3 separate regions of the Homo sapiens genome follow, and all the other regions are linked to region 3. Evidence: chromatin contacts called from ENCODE Hi-C or POLR2A ChIA-PET data. All regions are on one chromosome and are shown on one strand. Each heading gives the region's core, a stretch centred on a gene start or an enhancer-like site at or near the end of the contact. The rest is flanking DNA. Distances are from core to core; before and after follow the strand shown. Region 1 has its middle 58 kb from the start of MIR4642. Region 2 has its middle 36 kb from the start of MIR4642. Region 3 overlaps CDC5L (cell division cycle 5 like).

What was found. Hi-C counts contacts between places; a loop is a spot of excess contacts on that map. ChIA-PET counts read pairs that join two places held with the same protein, here RNA polymerase II (POLR2A). Pooled maps may share reads with other maps.
Region 1: a pooled map shows a loop between it and region 3 (2.6-fold over the local background). The contact joins two enhancer-like sites. A Hi-C loop is called at or near these places in 3 of 50 pooled maps. POLR2A ChIA-PET finds 5 or more read pairs at or near these places in 2 of 52 experiments (BJ and H1).
Region 2: a loop to region 3 is called in a map of PC-3, with 10 times the contacts of the local background. The contact joins two enhancer-like sites. A Hi-C loop is called at or near these places in 5 of 168 maps with a recorded cell type or tissue (HCT116, IMR-90, MCF 10A and 2 more) and 9 of 50 pooled maps. POLR2A ChIA-PET finds 5 or more read pairs at or near these places in 4 of 52 experiments (H1, OCI-LY7, PC-3 and 1 more).

Annotation. Positions count from the first base shown.
Region 1 is chr6:44,492,561-44,495,611 of GRCh38, reverse strand. No RefSeq gene overlaps it. Among named protein-coding and RNA genes, the nearest start is that of MIR4642, 58 kb to the right of the region's middle. Within about 2 kb of position 1,456, at least 2 of the 41 ENCODE cell types and tissues checked have a DNase peak (open chromatin) inside an H3K27ac peak, as active enhancers do.
Region 2 is chr6:44,470,472-44,473,608 of GRCh38, reverse strand. No RefSeq gene overlaps it. Among named protein-coding and RNA genes, the nearest start is that of MIR4642, 36 kb to the right of the region's middle. Within about 2 kb of position 1,833, at least 5 of the 41 ENCODE cell types and tissues checked have a DNase peak (open chromatin) inside an H3K27ac peak, as active enhancers do.
Region 3 is chr6:44,429,730-44,432,772 of GRCh38, reverse strand. It overlaps CDC5L (cell division cycle 5 like), which reads right to left. Exons shown (of 16, transcript NM_001253.4): 14 at 2,863-3,043. Among named protein-coding and RNA genes, the nearest start is that of MIR4642, 4.4 kb to the left of the region's middle. Within about 2 kb of position 1,457, at least 3 of the 41 ENCODE cell types and tissues checked have a DNase peak (open chromatin) inside an H3K27ac peak, as active enhancers do.

The DNA of each region.
Region 1 (3,051 bases), core at 207-2,706, 63 kb before region 3:
AGGAGGAGGCTGAGGCCCTCAGAGGCTGAGTCATTTGGTCAAACTCGTCCAGCGGGCTCCTTCCCATCATCCCTGCCCTACTGCCCCCCTGGGTGGTGGCTGTGGGGAAATCAAGGAGGAGCAGGAAGGGAAAGGGGAGCTGCCCAGGCTGTTGTCATGGCAACAATTCTATGCTGCACCTTCCCTTGATGGTTTCAAGTGTCTTTTCTTCTCTCCACAAAACCCCGCATTCTCAACGACTGTTTTGGAAGCCAAAAGCTGGAACAGCAACTGTTTCTTTCCCTTCGTGTCCTGCTCAATCAATCCTCACCAATGAGGCTGGGTGGACTCACAGGAGAAGGTCCAGTGCCCGGCAGGAGGAAGGAAGTTCAGACCAAGAGCTCACAAGATGAACTCACCCTTCCTTTCCTGAAACAATTTTAGAGCTGGGAAGAACCTCAGAGGCTATCCTCTCTAACCCTCTCGTTTCATACGCGAGGCTCAGGGAGGGAAAGTGACTTGCTCAGGGTCACACAGAAGATTGGTGACTAAGCTGGGGCTGCGACCTGGCCCCAGCACTGCCCCAAAGTGAGAAACACACTTGACCTAGCATTGCTGCCTGTGGCTCTCTCCACAAGCTAGGTGGAGAGGGTCACTCTCTCTGCTGTGGGTTTTTTTTTTTTTTTTTTTTTTCATTATTCTATCATCTCATCTATGCTGCATCAATGTCAACGTCTTCATTCCTCCTTCTGAAACACGAGCTGTGTGTTGGTCAGCGTGGGCTTATTCTGTGGGAAAAAGCCACCCCCAAATCTCAGTGCTTTAGCCCCTACAAGATTATGCTTCTCTCCTAAATCCCTCCCAAGTGGGAAGTGAGTCTTCCATGAGCCATGTGTTTGAGTCCTGGTAATGTCTGCCACAGCCCATGACAGAGCCCGTGTCTTCACTGTGTGTGACATATAAAGTCACTTGGTAACTACTAGAACGTGCAAACAAACAAATGACACAAAACAAGAAAGGATCGGAGGGGACAAGGGAGGGATGAGATTTCTCCCTGGGCCTGACTCTCCTCTGCTTGGTGTTATTTAACCCTCAGGAATCGGGAGAGTAGAAAGAGCCAGAGACTCAGAGTCCAGAGGCATGTGGTAAGCCCCCACTCGGCCACCAACCCGGTTGTGTAGCTTTAGACATGTCATTTCCCTTAGCTGGACAGTTCTCCTACCAGTAGAGGACACTGTGGGGTTATTAGAAGATAAGTCCTAAGGTCTCTGACTGTTGTGACATTGTCCATCCCATACACCACCAGGAAGAACCCACAGGACCAGCCCTGGCTGTGTGAGTGAGCAGTTGCCACTTTAATGGAACAAATTCAAGTTCAAAGACACGCCTTAGAGAAAAACGACCCAAAGTCCATATATCGTAGACTCTGAGTTAATCACCATTATGACTCAAGAATTCCTAAAGGTAATGTCAAAAATATGTTCTTTGTCTCAAAAGGATAGGCATTATTTAAAGAGGCACTGGAAGTTGTACCCTCTCCGGGCCCAGCTCCTCGGGGCAATTCTGTACCAGGCCCAACACCATGTGCTTCATATAACTTTTATTATTTAGTCCTCACAACCCCTTGAAAGCAACTGTAATTTCTCTCATTTTGCAGTAAGAAACTGAGGCTCAGAAAAGTTAGGCTCACGCACTGGGCAAGTGTGATTTGAGCCCCTACTGGGTGCTGGCATTGTTCTAGGCTCTAGGGTTATTTCTGTAAACAAAACAGATCAAAGTCTCTGCCCCCTGGAGACAACATTCTAGCGAGAAGACAGTACTAAATATTCAGTTGGTGCAAAAGTAATTGCGGTTTTTGCCATTACTTTGAATTACTTTGAATACACCCCTATCACCCTTCCCTGCTTCTCCAAACGCTATTTTTCACTCGATCTTAGCCAAAAGGCCGAGAAGCCATCAAATGCTATTTTTCTTCATAGTATTTACCAACCAGTGGGTCAGGTTGCCAAGCTGCCACTGGTTGGCAAATGCTATGAAGAAAAATCGTTTGGAGAAGAAGGGAAGGGTGATAGGAGTGTATATAGCAAGGCAGGTGGGAACAAGAGGAGGGGCTTCACTCGGGTGTCACCTGCATCAGGACTGTGCAGGGGTGACAGTGAGAGCCATGCGGCCACGTAGAGAAGGGTGTTTCTGCAAAAATGTGCTGTAAATGCAGGGCCTGAGGCTGCACAGAGAAGCAACCATGAGGCAGGTGCCCCCAGAATAAAATGAGCAAGGGGGAGGACAGTAGGAAGTGACGTCAGAGAGGGACAAGGCTAGAGGGAGCAGGGCCTGAGTGCAACGGAGGCCTCTGGAGGGTTCTGAGCAGAGGAGAGGCACAGGCTAACTTGGTTTTTGTCAGGATCCTGCAGGCTGCCATATCTGTGTAGAAGCAAACTGAAGGGTGTGGTTAAGAGGGTGAGAAGGCCAGATGTGGTGGCTCATGCCTGTAACCCCAGCACTTTGGGAGGCTGAGGCGGGCGGATCACCTGAGGTTGGGAGTTCGAGACCAGCCTGACCAACACGGATGAACCCTGTCTCTACTAAAAATACAGAAATTAGCTGGGCATGGTGGCACATGCTTGTAATCTCAGCTACTCGGGAGGCTGAGGCAGGAGAATCACTTGAACCAGGGAGGCAGAGGTTGCAGTGAGCTGAGGTTGTTTCATTGCACTCTAGCCTGGGCAACAAGAGTGAAACACCATCTCAAAAAAAAAAAAAAAAAAAAGAGGGTGAGAAATAAAAGTGGGGGCTTAGGCTAGAGCAACAGCAGTGGAAGTAGGAGATACAGGGAGGAAAAAAGCCCAAGTGTTTCTCCTGCTCACTACTCTCATGCAACACAACACTCTGACACCAGATTCTCCAGCGGATGCCAGCAGGTGTCCTCTAATTCAATTCATTTTTGACACCATCTACCTGGGGGTAGCATCAGATCCCACAGGGTGAGTGCTCAGCCCTTCAAGACTGCCCCAACTTCAGACACCAGTCACAATTAGTATACTGTCACCCACACTTCTGACCAGCGAGTTATAA
Region 2 (3,137 bases), core at 584-3,083, 40 kb before region 3:
AGAGCTCCAGGTCAGCTTCAAGTTGAAGGACCGTACCTCATGCTGGGCTGCTCTGTACCATTCTACTTAAATGAGGCATGTGTATCCACAGCTAGACAGCGGCCACCTCAATGTCCTTTTCACAGCCCTGGGCTGGGCACAGAAGAGGTGCCCAGGAATATGTGGCCGCGACAGACTGATCGAATGCACCAGCTCCGTGTCTTACCAGTGGGATGACCTGCGGGGTAAGCCATTTAACTTCAGCGTCCTCATCTCTCAGGTGCAGAGATGGATGGAGGCCTTGCTCACCTCCCAAGGCTGCCAGGAAGTGAAAACATTCTGAAAAGGCAAAAGCACATGCAAAACCGATGTGTCAGGAGCAACACACTTGGATTCATGCACCTTTGCAAATGCTTTTCTTTTCAGTGTTTAAAAAAAAAAAGTGTGTTTAAAAAGAGAGATCACTTCTCTTCATTTCCTGCCCTCTCCCCTTCACAGGGGCATGAGACATTTCATTCAGGGTCACAGATTCTGTTTCTGTCTGGGGGAGGCCGGCCTCGGGGGATTGGCCCCCTTTAGGAATTTGTACCGGGGGAAATATAATCCAGTGTTTTCCAGCCACCATTTAGCAAAAAGTTGTCATCGGAGTAGTTTCCTCCCAGCGATGCTGCCTTCACCTTACCCCCACCCCGCCCCCCAAAGGACCGACTTGGTGACTCTCTTCATAGTTACGAACAAGCAAATCTGCAAAAACTTAGGAGGCCTCGGCTGAACCAAAACGTTTTTCAAAGAAACACTTTCCAGCCTAAGAAAGGTAATATCCTGGAGGGCTGCCCGCCTTCCTGCAATTAACTAGAATACCACCCAACGGCGCTTTTGTTGGCTACCATTTCCCATGGAAATACCTCAAATGCTTTTCCTCCTGGTGGTTCAGCAACTAGAGACATGGAAACAGGCTGCAGCTCTAAAATGGGACCTTTGTCTTTTCCTGTTCAAGTCACAGAAGGGTAGTCTGGACCAGAGAGCCCTTCCTCTGCCACCCACGGCAGCCTAGGCACGGGCAAGGAGCAAGGGTCCTGGCTCCCGTGTGGGCTCTGGGCCCAGGCCCTGAAGCAGGATGGGAGGGGAGGGGGCGATGTCATGAGGAGGGGCCTAGGGACTGAGACTCTACCAAAAGTGTATTCAAGTCCAGCCCCACCAGAAAGCCTCCAGCTCTGTGAACTTGACTGCTTGACTGTACCTCCCTAAACCCCCAGGCCTCCACTTTCCTATCTGTTAACTAGGGAAGCAAAACCTTGCAGGGTTGTAGTGAAGATTAAATGAGCAACACTTGTGCAAGCTCCTGATACCCAGTAGGTGCGTGTTACAGCATAGTTTTCATTTTACTATTTGAGTTAGAGTGTCTGCTCCACTGTCTCCTTTTAAAATATAAATGCTGCAGGAGGAATAATCTTTGAAGGTTTCTAGAAGCCCATCAGGAAGAGGAAAGGAGGTGGTGGTGCCAGGTGGAGGAGGCCAAAGGAGAGATGTCAGGAAAAGCAAGCCACAGAGCAGCTGATCTATCCTATCAGGGGCAATGGCAGAGAGATCTTCCAAAGAAAGTGTTAAGGCTTCTGAACCCCCCTGGAAACATAATGCAAGGGCTGTCCCCTGACCAGGTGGTCTGTACCATGCCATCAGTGACAAGGACACTCGGAGTTTCACCACTAACAGGATCCAGAAAAGGAATTGGTATGCAAAGTATGTCCCTCCAGCTTCAAGCCTGCCCTGCGCGTCCTCCATGACCTCAAGCCACGCCGCTGCCCTCCTTCCCGGCCAACGCCAACACCGGTCTGCAACTGCACTGATACTAGGTTATCAGCACCAGGCCTCTCACTTCCCAGAGGCACGCTCTTGTCCACCTAGAGCAGCCTGACCAGCCCTGGGAAGGACCTCCGGCCCCGATGACCTGTCCAACTGAGTGTCTGCACCTGAAATTCTACCAGCAGCTGTTCATTTCTTTAAGCAGGAACTGTACAGTTTTGAAAATGTTCAAACTATGGAGGAGACTAGATAAGTAAAAGGAAAAAATGGGGTGGGGAAAAGGGAGTTTGCTATCATTTACAAGGAGCACGAAGATAGAGGCGTGAAGTAATTTTGTAATTTTATATCTCGTGCTATCTTTTGCTCACTGAATCATCTCATTTGACATTATCTCTGATCCTTTTTGGACTGAGGCAATGTATTCATTTGTTATTTAATATCAAGTTGAATATTTTACATTTAAAGATATAACTTAGCAAATAATAAATTTGCCAATTGAATTTCATTTTTACTTCGTTTTAAAATGGGGCTACAAGCTGCTAATCCTCTATAAATCTGGCATCTTGACTTTATAAATCTGGCATCTTGACTTTTGTTTCTGAAAAGCAGTTTTTATAAAATCATAATCAAGAAGTCTATGCTATCACAGAGCAAAACTTTGGATGTGTGCATGTCCTTTGATCATCTTCAGGGAAGGAACAATTCTGAGCCCCAAATCAAGAATAAAACAGCTGAAGACCAGGTGAATGAGGAAGAGGTCACAGCACACCTTTTTGTACAGGAAACTCACAAGTGGCAGCATTTACACCACGGAGAACAGCAGCAGCCACTGGGACATGACAACAGGCAGGGCAGGGCAGGGCACAGGGACTAGAATGAGGAATTTGGAAGGTAAAATTTGTGTAACTTGCAATTTTGCTAAAGAATGCTGCTGTTGCCAAGTGACATTTTAGTAGTTTTCTTTGTTTATGCTGATTTTTTAAAGATATCCTCTAGTCTTTCAAAAACGCATTGGATGATCCAAATTGTCTCTGAGAATTTTTTTAATTTATTACAAAGGAGTATAAAGAGTAACAATGCTCATACCCACGCCACTTTGAGTTAAGCGTTATTCATTTTCGGAGGCCAAGGCAGGTGGATCATTTGAGGTCAGGAGTTCGAGACCAGCTTGGCCAACATGGTGAGACACCCCGTCTCGACTAAAAAAATACAAAAATTAGCCAGGCGTGGTGGTGCATGCCTGTAATCCCAGCTACTCAGGAGGCTGAAGTAGGAGAATCTCTTGAACCCAGGAGATGGAGATTGCAGTGAGCCGAGATCATGCCACTGCACTCCAGCCTGGGCGACAGAGTGAG
Region 3 (3,043 bases), core at 208-2,707:
TTGGTTACAATTCAGAAGTCTTTTCCACTTATTTCTGACCTGTAACTGCATTCTGATTCTATTTATTTAACAAACTCCTTGCACACACACATCCTCTACCACATTCTACATAAAATCTGAGATGGTTCTATTAGTTTTAAATGAGTATCTTAAGGATTTTCACTTAAGTGCTAAGTTTCAAATATTAATCATGAGTAATGAATGGCTCAAAGACTACCTCCAATATAAACCTCAGGGCATTTTTTTTTTTTAATCCATTCAGGAGACACCAGCCACGACAAAGCTGGACTTCATCTTGCTTGATAGGCAGTGATAGGGCCATAATTTAGATTCACGGTTCCAAAGTTCATGGCAGCAAAAATCAAACACACTGGCAGCCATGGCATACAGTGCTTACAGAGAAGGGCTTATCTCCTGAACCTAAGAGTGGAAAGGATAATTTAAGTATAGCATTTAGTTTATACAATATAACTGGAGTTCCTTCCCCACAACAAACTTTGAATAATGTTTATAATTTAGCAATCAACTGAAATGAAAGAATTACCACAATTGAAATAAAATATTTATGTATTTCAAACCAATAGAACTGTGTCTTCAAAAACTAAAACAAGCTAAAAGAAACCTAGTTCTGAATTAGTGATGGATACAAATAAAATGGGGGTTTGTTTATTCAAGTCTTTGAGCTGCTTTTCTTTTTTTAAAAGATTTCATGAACTTTCATTTGAAATAAGCACAGTTTACCAAATTAAAGGACTTGATTAAGTATTCTTTAAAAGTAACTAGCTGGGTAAACAATAAAGTAAGTTATCCAAGAGTCAAGAAAAGAAAAATGACTTCAGACTGCTTTATGAATATTCTCCAAAATCACCAATCCTTCAACAAAAATAGTTCAACGGAAGATTTCAGTTCCTGGTACTGAACTGAACAAAGAGAACCACATGTTTTTAATGGTTGCTCATAAACGACCCAAATAAATCTCCAAAAGAACAGGAGTGGCTCTTTCTGTATTTTTCCCTTTAAAATTCATAAGACCAATTCAACACAGAAATAAAAATTACTGTACTTTATGGCACCACTCACTGTGTGACACATTTATTTGCTGTCATGAAAGTTAGTACCTCAACAAAGTAAATGAGATTTAGGGAGAAAAAAATTTTCTACCATTTAAAAAAGCACAAAATGTTCTTGCCATTTGCGGCAAAAAGAGTTTACCCACCTCAAATGAGAAGATTTTCATACTAAGTAAGAAACCTAAGTATTTATATATAAATAATACAAAGAAGCTTTCCAAATAGCTTTTCAATCAGTGATGATGCTGATATTAGATCACAATTACACTGCTAACTACCATTTATAAGAAATGAAGCCTACACAACAAAAAAATGTAACTTACAATTTAACCACTGATGTTCTATTTTCCCTGGCTTTAACACTGAACCACAACACAGAGCAACAGCACACCCTGCTGGAAGTTGGTAATACAAATAATTAGCAGCACTGAACTAAGATTTTACCCAAGATGAGAATTACTTCAGAACCAGTCATTTCTCACTGAGAAAAAAAGAGGTTCACAGGCATTAACCATCAGCTACCTATATATATGTGATCTTAATGGTTAAATTAAAACTCAGAATAACTCAAATTAAAAGATACTGCTTTTTCCTGCTCATTTCCTCAGCCCCATACAGCCCCAACCACCCCAAGTGATTTTACTACTTCTGGCTTTAACCCTAAATAAAAATATTTTCAAATGCACTTTTTGTAAAGAGAAACTGGTAATCACATAAAAGAGGAAACCAAGACGATTTTCTGTATATGACTGCCTGAAGTACCCCTTCTCTCCCATCCCACCTTGGCCTTAGAAATGCCCCTAAAGATTACCATTAAAAATGCACAAGGCATAGCCGGGCATGGTGGCTCACGCCTGTAATCCCAGCACTTTGGGAGGCTGAGATGGGTGGATCACGAGGTCAAGAGATCAAGACCATCCTGGCCAACATGGTGAAACTCTGTCTCTACTAAAAATACAAAAATTAACTGGGCGTGGTGGGGCGTGCCTGTAGTCCCAGCTACTAGGGAGGCTGAGGCAGGAGAATCGCTTGAAACCAGGAGGTAGAGGTTGGAGTGAGCCAAGATTGCACCACTGCACTGCAGCCTGGCAACAGACTGAGACTAGGTCTCAAAAAAAAAAAAAAAGAATGCACAAGGCAGCCTGGTGGTCTGTGAACCACAATTTACATGCCATTGGCAAAATGCCTACACAGATTCTGGAATTCAAAATATGCAAACTATATTAAGAAACCACATGTCCTGAAACTGCATCTAGTATGTTTTCAACATTTTCACAGACATGAAAAATCATGGAAGCCACTAACTAGATAATCCAGCTCTGCCCTCCCTAACTCAAACTCACAGTAATCCAAGGATGAACAGAATTGTATTTAAGTTTTGTAAATGTACTCTCTTTGTTATAAAAAGAAAACTCCTCGTTACTGCTGAGATTCCTCTTCAGAGAAAACAGGCTATGCTAGCAATGACCTGCCTGTTCTGAGTGACTAGTATTGGCTTCTTGGCTCCTTGCTCCCACATCTAAAGGTTCTGATTGACCTCTGGTCAACTTGCAGGGCACTCTTTAGTCATGAAGGCCAACAATTCTTTAAAAAAAAAACAAAAACAAAACAAACAAAAAAAAACAATGAACAAGGCCAAGAAGATCCAACACTTAAGTGTAGTTTTCTCCAACAACTAAAAAGGCAATAAGCACCTCAGGTGTGTTTTTCTGACATTGTCTCCAGTGGCATTATTTAGTTCATTATCTCAATCAAAGTACATTTAAAATTAAAATTTTAAAAGGATACCAACCTCGAGCCTCTTTTCAAGTGATTCAATTCTGTCCTTTTTACTAGCCAGATTGGCCCGTGTGTAGCGGCTCTGCCCAGGAAGATATAAAACTTGACTGTAGCATTCTTCCCACACCTGGTTATAAGCTTCACTTGAGAGCTCTCCATGGCTCATTCCTTGTTTAACCACTTCCATCTCCTGC